Regions from separate parts of the Mus musculus genome. Here region 2 is linked to region 1. Evidence: chromatin contacts called from ENCODE Hi-C or POLR2A ChIA-PET data. All regions are on one chromosome and are shown on one strand. The core of a region is the stretch at or near the end of the contact, and the rest is flanking DNA. Distances in the headings are between cores, read along the strand shown.

What was found. A loop is a pair of places that touch in the nucleus more often than their neighbours do. ChIA-PET counts read pairs that join two places held with the same protein, here RNA polymerase II (POLR2A).
Region 2: POLR2A ChIA-PET joins it to region 1 with 84 read pairs in Patski. The contact joins the promoter of Atf6b here to the promoter of Agpat1 in region 1. A Hi-C loop is called at or near these places in 2 of 37 maps with a recorded cell type or tissue (adrenal gland and left cerebral cortex). POLR2A ChIA-PET finds 5 or more read pairs at or near these places in 4 of 5 experiments (Patski and embryonic stem cell).

Annotation. Positions count from the first base shown.
Region 1 is chr17:34,602,795-34,608,491 of GRCm38, reverse strand. Agpat1 (1-acylglycerol-3-phosphate O-acyltransferase 1 (lysophosphatidic acid acyltransferase, alpha)) reads right to left here and starts at 2,631. Exons shown (of 7, transcript NM_001163379.1): 1 at 2,321-2,631. It overlaps Rnf5 (ring finger protein 5), which reads left to right and starts at 4,931. Exons shown (of 6, transcript NM_019403.3): 1 at 4,931-5,158. The coding sequence starts at 5,019.
Region 2 is chr17:34,643,790-34,649,486 of GRCm38, reverse strand. Atf6b (activating transcription factor 6 beta) reads right to left here and starts at 2,341. Exons shown (of 18, transcript NM_017406.4): 1 at 2,171-2,341; 2 at 1,748-1,827; 3 at 1,190-1,268; 4 at 819-910; 5 at 234-369. The coding sequence starts at 2,273. Fkbpl (FK506 binding protein-like) reads right to left here and starts at 4,673. Exons shown (of 2, transcript NM_019873.3): 1 at 4,534-4,673; 2 at 2,670-4,242. The coding sequence starts at 4,227. The coding sequence ends at 3,184.

The DNA.
Region 1 (5,697 bases), core at 1,382-3,881:
TGCGCTTTGACTACGCTGTTCTCTCTGGCTGGCAGGCCCTGCCTCCTCTTGCCTCACCTAGGCCGGCACCACTTTCCCAATGCCTTTTGGGACCTGAACAGGCCCACGTTTTCATTACAAATTTTCTCGATTGCCCTTGCATATCCCCAGACTGGTCGTTAACTATGCTCCTGCCTGCCCTTCCCGAGTGCTGGGACCAAAGGTGTGTGCCACCACACTGGTATGATCAGTGGTTGTCAAGGCCTAAAAATATAAACTTGTGTGCCTCACCCACACAGCGTGACCCTGGCACCAGGCCAACATGTATGTTAATGTGCCTTCCAGGTAAGTATGAGGCTCGATGGTCTTGCCAAGTACTGATGGTGATAACACGCTTTGGGTTAATGCTCACTGGTTTTTTTTCTGCCTAGCTTCCTTCAGACTGTAGGAGACTTCAGGCCAGGGATTCTACCTTATTTTCAGTGCCCACCAGAAGCAGGTACAGAGGATGCTCAGCAAACCCTGGTGACGGGATTATTTGGCCACAGACACCACCACAGTTGTTCAGCTAGCACTAGGCAGCGCGGTTCTTGTTTCTGCTTCCTCTCATTTTGCTTCTGCAGTGCCGAGATTTTCTGTGCTGGGCAAGTGTTCTCAGCGTCATCGATGGCTACCTTCTTTAGGTATAGTAACTAGAAAAGGTCACCTCCCCCGCCCCAAATACTGACGACAGCAAGAAGACTTAGAGCAACCCACTGTAAATATACAGGGCCACAGGGAAGCCACAGTGACGGAAGCCACATCGCGAAGATGCCATCTCACACAGCATGCACCACGGAACCAACATGCCACCACACTTGTCATCAAACGTGCCAACCCTGCAAAGAGTGGGGCACAGAGAGTGGTCCATCCATATACACGGGCACTGTAGGCTTGCCACAGGACAGACTTGCATTAGATGTGACTCAGAATATAAATACAGCCCACGGAGAGAAACAGATGTGAAGAGACAGGTCAGGTGGTCAGCCAAGGAAGAACGGTTCTTTGGAACATGGGTGTTGTGTCACATGCATGTAAGGAATACCAGGCTAGCCTTGGCTAAATGTCAAGCTGAGGCCAGCATAAGGTATGTGAAACTGCCAAGGCCCCCGGGGTGGGGGATAAAAAAGAAGAAAAGAAAAAGAATCCTTAGCTGGACATGGTGGCATACACTTTTCATACCAGCACTCAGAAGGCAAAGACAGGCAAGCTTGAGGCTAGCCAGGAAGGACTACGTTGAGACTCTGTCTCAAGACAAAACAAAAAATACTTTGCAGAATTAACAATACTTGTGTAACACTTGGTTTGAAGAAGGCATTGTCTTTAGACAGAAATGTTTGAAGATCCATAAACACATTGGAATGGCAAATGGGTTAATGAGCATACAATCAATCAATCACACCGACAACGAATTTACAAAATAAATGGCAGGTGCAACCAGTACATGCCACCGTTGTGCCACATCGATGTGTCGTCACACCATGCAGATCTTTGGTGAGAGCCACACCTACTAAACAGGTTACTGTGGTCACAGGGCTGAACCACTGAACCCCACAGGCAGAAGAACCCTGCACCCTCTGGAACTGAACACCTGTGAGGCTGAGGGACCAAGCTAAGGCAAACGGGAAGCCCCAGGGCAGGTAGGCCGCACGGAAACACCCAACAGGTGAAACATACCAAGTCCTCACACAGATTTGACCCTGGAGCGTGTCACAAACTGAACTTGGGGCAATGGGCGTGAAAGCGGATAGCCATTCTGATGGGGTTTTAAACGTCATTCTCTACAGCCCATGGAAAGCACAGCACAGGGCTGCACAGAAGCCGGGCATCCTATCCAAGGCGCCGGACCTCCCACAGGCCACTCGTGTGCTAGTGAGGGGCTCTGGGTGGAAGGCCGCTTCCAGATCAGTGCTGCTTCCGTGTGAGAGGTTAGCGGGTGCCTGACAGCAATTCCTAGGAAGCAGTCCTGGCCTTCTCACCGCCACCCAGAAGTCATGTGGGGCCAAAAAGCAGCAGAAGGGCTGGGAAACCCGAAGGGAATCCCCTTTTCAAGACTCGTCCCCTTGTCCACACCCCCGTCCCAAATTCCGAGTTCCCATCCCTCCTCTCGCCCGCCTCTGCACTCTGAGCAAGGCCCCCAACCTCGGAGCCTGTTCCCAGCCTTCGTCGCTCCCATTCTTCCGCTCAGGCCCCTCTCCCCAGCAACCCTGTCCCCAGCCGGCCCTCCCGGCCCCATCTCTCCCCATCCCCGTGCCTCTCGGCCCCCTCCTCCCACAGCCTCCCACCCCCTTCCCGCCCACACCTCAATGGGGCGGGGAGCCTGGGGGACGGGCCCCCTCCCCAGCCAGGCTGCGGCAACGGTGGTGGCGGCTGGCTGTATCTCTGTCTCGGTGTCGGTGCCAAGGGGGCGACAGGATTTGGGGATGTCCTAGCCCCGGCCGATGGAGGGGTGGTGGGAGTGGGAAGCTGGGCCCATATCGGTAGGAATGGTGGGGGGCAGTACCCCCGACACCCTCCCTCCCTCCCTGCCGGCTCTCTGAGGGTCGGGGCTACTGCCGCCGCTATCTCCCCCACCCCTCCCAGCGCCTGCTGACTTCCGGGGCTGGCCAGGAAGTGGGGGTCTATGATGGGCAGCGGGCCTCGCCAATCGCCTCTTCAGAGACCCGCATCTCCTCCCCATGCCTGCCGGGCCTCTCGCTGGCCCCGCCCCAGGGAGCTCAGTGGCGCTCGCGGCCTCGGTCAGCCTCATCGCTCGGGCCACCGGTTTCAGCACCGGTGACCCCGGCTCCCTCGCTGCTCTATTCCTCTGCCCCGTCTAGCTTCGCTCGCACGCTCTCTGAACCCGTTGCCTTTCTTTGAACCCCAGCGCTATGTAACTCTAGGATCCCCAAACACTTCCTCCTGCCTTTCCTGTCTCCCATTCAATCACAAACGTTTATGAAGTACCTTCTGAATTCAAGCAGTAGGCTCACCTTTTTCTGCTCAGGCCTCGGGCTTTCCCTGAATAGCTCTCCAGCTTTCTGTCCACTTGCCCTTTGTCCCGGGTCTCCATCTCCTCCACCCACCTTTAGTCTTTAAAGATAAAGGAGCCCTCTGACCTTCTCTCCCTTTCAACCTTGTTTTCCTACTTAGTACTTTCCTAGTTCTTCATTCACCCAATCTGAGCCAACCACTCCCCCCCCCCCCACACACACACACACGATCTGGCCGCTGGCTTTTGGTGGTGTATGCTTGTTAACAGCAGTACATGAGAGCCTCGGGCAAGAGTATCCGAGTTTGAGGCTATAGCTGAGACCTGTAAGAAGCTAAGTCCTTTCGATGGAATTCGAGCAATAAAACACTGCTTCCTAAGGGTGATAAAATGGTGGGATGTGCCGCGTATCTAACTGGCCAAACCCTACTTCCCTCTTCACACTCTGGACGAGTCCATCGTTCCTACCTCCTATTCGCCTATTCTGCATCTAAACCTCTTCAATACTCCAGATCCTCGCTTCTCCGTACCTCCTCCTATAGAGAGTCCCAGCTTCTCACCTTTCTTTATTCCTCAGTCACACAGGTCCTTTATCAAGGTATTGAATAATCCTTAGCTAGCGTGTTCTCGTCTCCCGCCCATGGACACCTTTGCCCTGGGTGATTTACATGGCTTGGTGAAGAGCCCTTGCGAATGCGAGGACTGTTACCTAATTCTGGGCCTTGGGCCATAGTGAGGGTCACTGAGTGCTGGAAAGGCCCTAGCTGCCAGCCGTCCAGCCAGGAAAAAGATCCAAATCTATGCAGGGCAAACTACAAGGAAGGGGCGGATCTACCCCATTCTACGGCGGGTCACCTAGGGGTCGGCCTCTGTCCTTTGGGCGCCCACTCCCAAGAGGGTGGAACCAGTCCTTTTCTGCTTGTAAGGTTTAGGACGGAGTGGGGGTCCACTGTGGTCTGCTGTGTCACATTACAACGGTGGGCCTTTGGCTCGGTCCTGCTGTGAGAATCACCTAGAGAGGCTAAGTCGTCCAACCGAGAGAGTGGGGTTAACACCGGCGCCACAGACCGACGGCCGCACCATCCACGCGTCGGGCTAACCCCAGCTCTGCTCCCCGCTTCTCCGAGAGGGAGGGGCGGACCCAAGGTCTTCCCTCTACGTCACCCAAGGAGGCCGGAGCCATCTTGAACCCTGCGACCCTGGTACTTCTGCCCTTCCCCCTCCCCCCTTAGCTCTGCACCGTCTCTCCAGATCTCGGCCAATCAGCGGCGGAGTAAACCGCCCAATCAAGCGGAGAGAGTCCGGGCGGAAAGACCCGGATAAGGCCGAGTCGAGGCCTTTGAACCTAAGGCCCCGCCAATAGCGGAGGGGTTGCCATGGTGACGAGAGAGAGCGAGTGAAGGGGCGGGACTGGAGTCGACACCGCCTTCGTCTGGGTTGGCCTATTCCACGCCCCCCCCCCCCGCTTATTGCGCATGCTCATTCTTCCGTGTCATGCCAGCCAATCATTTGATTTGGAACCATTCGCTCTAAAGTCCAATAGGAACCCGGACCTTCTAAGAAAGAGGAAGAGAAGGAAAAAAAGAGGCTTATGGTGGGCGAGTTCTGTAGGCCTGAGCCAATCCCTTCTGAGCTTTGGTTATGACTGGCAGCTGAACTGACGAATCAAAGCCTCTTTAGCTGAGTGACAACACAGGCCTAGCTCATTATGACCAATCCCTCGGCAGTGCATAGTTACTGAAGCCCTATCAGCCAATCATCATCGTGCAAGGGTAGGGGCCCCACACACACCTTTTTCCGCCCCCACTCTTTGGATCAATCGTGTCCTTTGAATTCTATATGATTGGCAGGTACCTCGACCAATAATGATGAGAAAAACTTGAAGTTTGCCCAACGATCCTGGGCCGAAGGCGGACCTGCTTTGTTGGGGCGTGAGTGTGTGTGTGCCTGTGTGTGTGCCCTGTGTTAGTGTATATGTGTGTGTGCCTGGGGGTACTGAGGGCTACGTGGGGGCGAAGCAGAACTTGCCATGGCAGCAGCGGAGGAAGAAGACGGGGGCCCCGAAGGGCCAAATCGCGAGCGGGGCGGGGCGAGCGCGACCTTCGAATGTAATATATGTCTGGAGACAGCTCGCGAAGCTGTGGTCAGCGTGTGTGGCCACCTGTATTGGTGAGAATCCGAGTCAGGGGCTTGGGGTGAGGCGGCGGGGTTCGTCTTTGTGCTGGGGAGGCCGAGAGCGGGGACCATGCAGTTTTTTTCAGATGACCAGAGGGCATATGTCCCACCCCACCTCCCCACATACACGTAGGGGAGGCCTAAAGTGAGGACTTGTGTCTTTGCTGATGTATGTAGATGGGGTGGGGGTGCGGGAAGGGTCACATCTGTGCAAATGAGATATCTTTCCAGGGAGGGTCCTATGAGCTGGTGCATGGTATGTTATGAGGAGGAATGGGAAATGGGGGACGCTGCATATTCCTCCATTCGAGACCTGAACCACAGTACCCCGTTAGACCTACCCAGGTGTTGAGATAAAATAGATGAGAGACTTTTCAGTTTAGGGGATGTGCCTGTCGGAGGAGGAGGGAAGATCTAGGGACTATGGACCTAGATGTGGGTCATATTAAGATGAGATGTGGGAGGGGGTGATTTGTCAAACCTGAAGACAATGGCATTGTGTAAGGACAAGATGGAGAGGGTGAAGGGTCATG
Region 2 (5,697 bases), core at 1,092-3,591, 41 kb before region 1:
CTGTCCTGGAACTCAGTGTGTAGACCAGGCCGGCCTGCCTCCCGTGTGCTGGCACAACACTTCTCACGTCCTCGCTTTCAGTACTATTGTTTCTATGGTTTCACTTCCTTTTTTATTTGGAGGTTGTTTCTCTCTGTACTCTGGCCTCTGCCTCCCGAGTGCTGGGGTTCAAGATGTGCACCACCCCCACCTGGACCCTGGCAGGCACAAGGTCAGTGACAAGCTGTGATTACCTGAAAGATCATCAGAGGCAGAGCCCACAGTGATCTGGACCGTTTCAAAGGGGGATGCTGGATCATCCCCCAGCAGGCAGAGTGGGGGTGCCAGGGACTCCATCTTCACATGCAGCACCTCGCCTACACCAGGGACCTGTGAGAGGCAGGGTGGTGCAGGGAGGTGGAAGGAATGAGGGAAAGAAACCAAGAAGAGTAAGAACGAAGACCCCAGAGCTTCCAGCCCTCCAAACAAATGTGCCCTGCGCTAAGTGGTCCTGACACGCCGCCTAGCCTGCCCAGGCTCTTTGTTCGATTATCTTCTCATGATCACAAATATCGAATTACAGTGGGAGGCCTGGGCAAGAACAGTTTGCAAAGTCTCAGCCGTTCATCAACTGTTTTCCCAAGCCCTTCACCTGCCGTCTCTCTGCATGTTCAAAAGGCCCCTGTCTTCCCTTCTATACAACCAGACCAGAAGGGCAGAAAGCGAGGGGACGGTGACTAAAAAGAGACTGCCACCCGCCTCATGACTCACAGCACACAAACAGTACCTCAGCACCTATGAGAGGAGCCACAGAGAACCAGAGGGGAGATGGCTCTCACCTGGCTGGGGGGCTCTGTGGAAAGATGTGAGGACTCTGAGCTGAGGGAGGAGGACGAGCAGGGAGAGGATGGCTCGGACTTCACCTGAAGATCTGGGGGGGAGAAAAGTTCCGAGGTAAGCAGGGAGGCTGGGGACGAGGCTCGGGGCTGAGACCATGTCTTGCCTGTGCCAAACCAACACTGCAGAAATGAGTAACGGAGGAGCAGAGCCTAGCATTGCCTGTAGCGTGGTGCTGAGGTGGGGCAGGAGAGTAAGGGCAGACAACACCCCAGGGATCACAGGGAGGAGCACACAGGGATGTTAGTTTCTGGGAAGCAGTGGGAAGAGAAGGGCATTTGGAAAGATGAGGGGAATCCTAAGGGCGCCTTACCTGGGAAGATGGGTAGAGGGTCCCAAGGGGGCTCAGGGGGGCTGACATCCATCCCCACATCCAGAGAGCTGCTGTCAAACTAAGCAGTGGGACATATTAGCGGGCAGGAAGGTGAGAAAGTACGACAGCAAAACAGGAGCGACACAGCTTGCAAATTAAGACGCCCACTGTGTCAAGGCTCCATAGTTTACAGAAAAAAATGTTTCTCTTTTGCTTTCGTTGTATTTTACTAACAACCACTAACCACCTATTCTCGCCCCTGTAGACACACAGCTGTCAGTCTTTTATCTGTACCCCATAAGAAGGATCCCAAAAGGCCAGAAGGGGCTGCTCTCTAAAATCCTGACTTAGTTGGCTAGTCCCGGGTGCGCCTCTAAAATAAAACTTGAGCCAATTAGACCAATGGACTTTTGAAACTGGTCTTTCTCCTCGAAATTTTCGAGTTTAACATGAGCAGGGGTGACACCCTGATGAGCTCTGTGGCTTGGCAATGACTCCAAGTTTGGGGTCGCCCTCCCACCACCAAGGGTCATAAGAGAAACTCTGAGGTAGCAATACCGGGACATCCTGCTCCACGCAACGGAACAACTGTGCCTGCTCCTCGGCCACTTCATCCAGGCCACTGTACAAGGTGCTGTCTGCATGGAGGCCCGCGTGTCAGGAGGGTGGCACGCCAGCCCCGGCTCCATCCCTCATTGGCTCGGCCGGGCCAGACCCACCGCCCGCCCACTCGCTCAGCCTTACACCCTAAGGCGTCCAGCCCCTCTCCCCTGACCCCGGGCAGCCCCGTGCTCCCACGGGAGACCAAGGTCTTCCCTCCTCCCGCATCCCGGGGAAGCGCGAGTCCCGCTGCGCTCTCCCTCGGAGGATGGGCTCGGCGTCCGCCCAGCCTTCCTCGTTCACCCTCTGCTGCCTTCCCGCGTGCCTCGGGCCCATGGCGAGCCTCAGCCCGCTCCTCCCCCGGGGCCCCACTCCGCGCACCCCAGTCCTCCGGACTCAGCAGGTTGTCGGTGAAGAAGCGCGTCGGGTCGGCGATCTCACTGAGGAGCATCAGCTCCGCCATCTTCCCCCCACCCCCCACCATGAGCCGGCTCCCCGGCCCGCCTCCTCCCGGCCGCGGCAAATCCATGAGCTCGCTGAGGAAAACCGGCGTCCCGGAAGTCCTGATGACCAGTCAGAGGCTTAGTTGGTGAACACGTGACACGAAGGAGCAATGACTGTGCATGCCGGGCCAATGGCACGGGTCAGCCGCTTTACCGATCCAGGCGAGACTGTGCGTGCGCCGTACAGGCCCCAGAAACTAGCATTGTGGGAAATGTAGTTCCTAGCACTTAGGGTTCCGGCATCTGGGCTAGAGTGTTCATGCTTGAGCAGTTGTCCGCAAACATCTGCACCCATGTGGTGCCCATAAACTCATGAAGGCACACGCATAATGAATGAATTATTAATGAATAAACGAATGAGCAAAGTTCCAGCATTTAGGATAAGAGATGGCTCAGCAGTTTAATATTGCTTATTGCGACTAGGCGGTAGTGGTGCACGCCTTTAATCCCAGCACTCAGGAGGCAGAGGCAGGCGGATCTCAGCCTGGTCTACAAAGTGTGCTCCAGGACGGCCAGGGTTGTTACACAGAGAAGCCCTGTCTCAAACCCTCCCACCCAAAAGGAAAGTGCTTGTTGCTCTTATAAGGGTCTGGATTACATTCTCAGCACCCACACCTGGCGACACGCAACCACTTGTAACTCCACCTCCCTGGGATGCAACTCCCTGACATCCGGAAGTTCTGGCGTTTGCCACAGCCAGTCCCAAATAGACAACCTCTCCTATCCTCGGAGGTGGATACGCTTCCCGGGACTCCCTCCACCAAGTGGCTCACTGACACCGTCGCTAACTCCCTGTAGGTCAGAACGAGATACGAGTTCAAACAACTTCCTTCGGGGCCCTTGAAAATTCCACAACACAGACCACAGTTCGCGGGTTCCTGTCTCCTTTAATCAGCTAAACATCTTGCGCAGTCCCCGAGCCAGCCCTGCATCCTGTTTCCTTCCCTGAATGACCACCTTCCCCAGCTCCTCTTTCGCTGCACGGTTTTTGGGATCTACTGCTAGCACTTTCTTGAAATCAGCAGTGGCTTTTTCCAAGTCCCCGAGGGCAGCCCGAGCAACCCCCCTTCGGTATAAGGCCTTTAAATGGCCCGGCTCCCGCTCCAGCACTCGGTCACAGCTCTGGGCTGCCAACTGGGGGTGTCCTAGCAGCAACTGGCAGGCAGCCAGATTGGCATAAAGGGTAGTTCGTTCGGGAGGGCCGGGTGGGGGCAACGTCAGCAGCAGTCGGAGAGCCCGTCCATAGCATCGGGCAGCCCCTTGAGGGTTCCCAGCTCGAAACAGTTCTGTACCCCTTCTGTGTTCTTCTTTGGCCAGAGCCTCCTTCTCCATAGCCTCCATCTCCCAGGAGTCCCGGCCATTGGTGAAGGAATCCAGTCTGAGTTTAGCAAGAGGTGCAGAGGATCCAGGAAGGTGAATCTTTGCCTCCTCACCTTGACGCATAGACTCCAGGCATTTTTCCATGAGTTCCCCCCACATTTTTTCCCTCCATTGTCCTATGCCTATGGTTAGTTCTGTCCAGCCCTCTGGCATCCCAGATCCAAAAGGAAATCCCAAAGCCAACACTTGGCATTTGGAGCCTAGCTTGGGTTTGTCTAAGCCATGGCCAGGGACTATGATCTTCTTTACAAAACTCCCATCAGGACAGTACCAAAGATCAGAAGCTTGGAGGTGCTCTGCCATCTCATTGGTTGAGACTTGAAATTGATCAGAGTCACCTTCAAATCCAGCCACGGGATGTTCAATCTCTTGAGTCTCTACAATTTGATTGGCTGGATCCGGTCTCACTCCCACCTTCAGGGCTTCAGGGAGAAGACCTGGGGACCGCTGCCTAAACGGAATGGCTGTATTTAAGATTTGCTGGGCGTTCTCTTCCCGCTGCTGCGGCTGAGCGGTGTTCTTCTCGTTCATTGGGCTGATAGGTGAGGTCTCCATTGGATCTCCTGATCCCTTCCACAACAGATAAAGGAAAGAACAGTTTAGTCTGGAAAGTGATGGGTCAAGTGTAGTTCAGACCTGAGCAGGTGAAAAAAACAAACAAACAAACAAACAAAAAACCGAAACCATGTAAATTCCAGAATTCCTAGTTAAGACTCCTCGTAGTGCTAAAAGTTTCTCCTTTTTTTCCCCCCTTCCCAAGCTAGAATCCACCCAGGTCTAGTTTAGAACTATAAATTCTGTAATTCCCCATGGTTCGGGTAGTCGCCCCAACTATGGGCACTTGACCGGGTCAAAAAGTACCTGAGAGACCAAGGAGCATAGCAGGACGGCCTAAGTCACAGTTGTTGCATTGTGTATGATGTTGAGGCCTGGAAGGGCAGCCTGGGAGCAGCTGAGAGTCTCTATCAGCTCTCGAGCCCTCAGAGACGGAGAAGCTAGTCCCTAACACGACGGCCAATCAGGAGCACGAAGAGGTTCCTTGTCCCGCCTCTATGGTGACGCCATTTCCCTAGCAACCGTGAAGCGCCATACCTTAGCAACCGGACTAGACCTAAGCAATAGAATTAGCCAAATCGAACCGAGGTTGACAAAGATCTGGCTGACTGGTTTAGTCAAAATGTAAAAAGGCCAGAAATGGGAAACTTGGGCTGAGGAAGAGAGAGCAGTGGTAGAGAGCTTTACCAAGCATGCGTAAAGACCCTAAGTTCGAGCTTCAGTTCAAATGTAAAGGCTGAGATTTTAGCTGCTTTCAGACCCTCCCCTGTTATTATACCCAAATTCAGAGATCTTAGCTGAAATCAACCCCTGTCCATTTTGGCTCATCCTTGATTGACTTTTGCCACATATCCATCATTGCCCTTCAACTGAGCCCCCTGATCCAGAATCGTAGTGTTTTTCAAACTCGAATGAGCATGTCCATCATGAGAAAATATATTAAATTGCAGACCTGGATTTCGAAACTCTCAGATGGAGCCTGCGATTCTTGGATAGTGCTCCAGCCCGCTAGCAGTGTGATCCCTCAGTGACCTCATTCCGCACCAGCTTAGTTTGTCCTATATATTTCGTGTGTAACTGGTATCCCATGCTCCAGTGAGAGGAGCGGCAGAGAACAGCTCTCCTCCTCCCTACAGAAGGTGTAGATAGATCCCGTTTGTGACTCAGCCTTGCTGGGCAAACTGCCTGCACCGGCTGGACCAGCACAGTTCTTCCGGGAACGAGAACCCCTTATTATCTAAGCACCTTACTTTGGCATATGTTGTTCTTGGTGTTATTGACAGGGTCATGTGTATCCCTTGCTGGCCTGGAACTCTATGTAGAAGAGGATGCTGGGACCACGGGCATGCCCCACTGTGCCTGATTTATGTGGTACTGTGGATCACACCCAGAGCTTCATTGATGATACAGGGTAAAAGAAATACTGACAAGCTTTACACTGATTAGAATATAAAAAGAATACGTGTACTA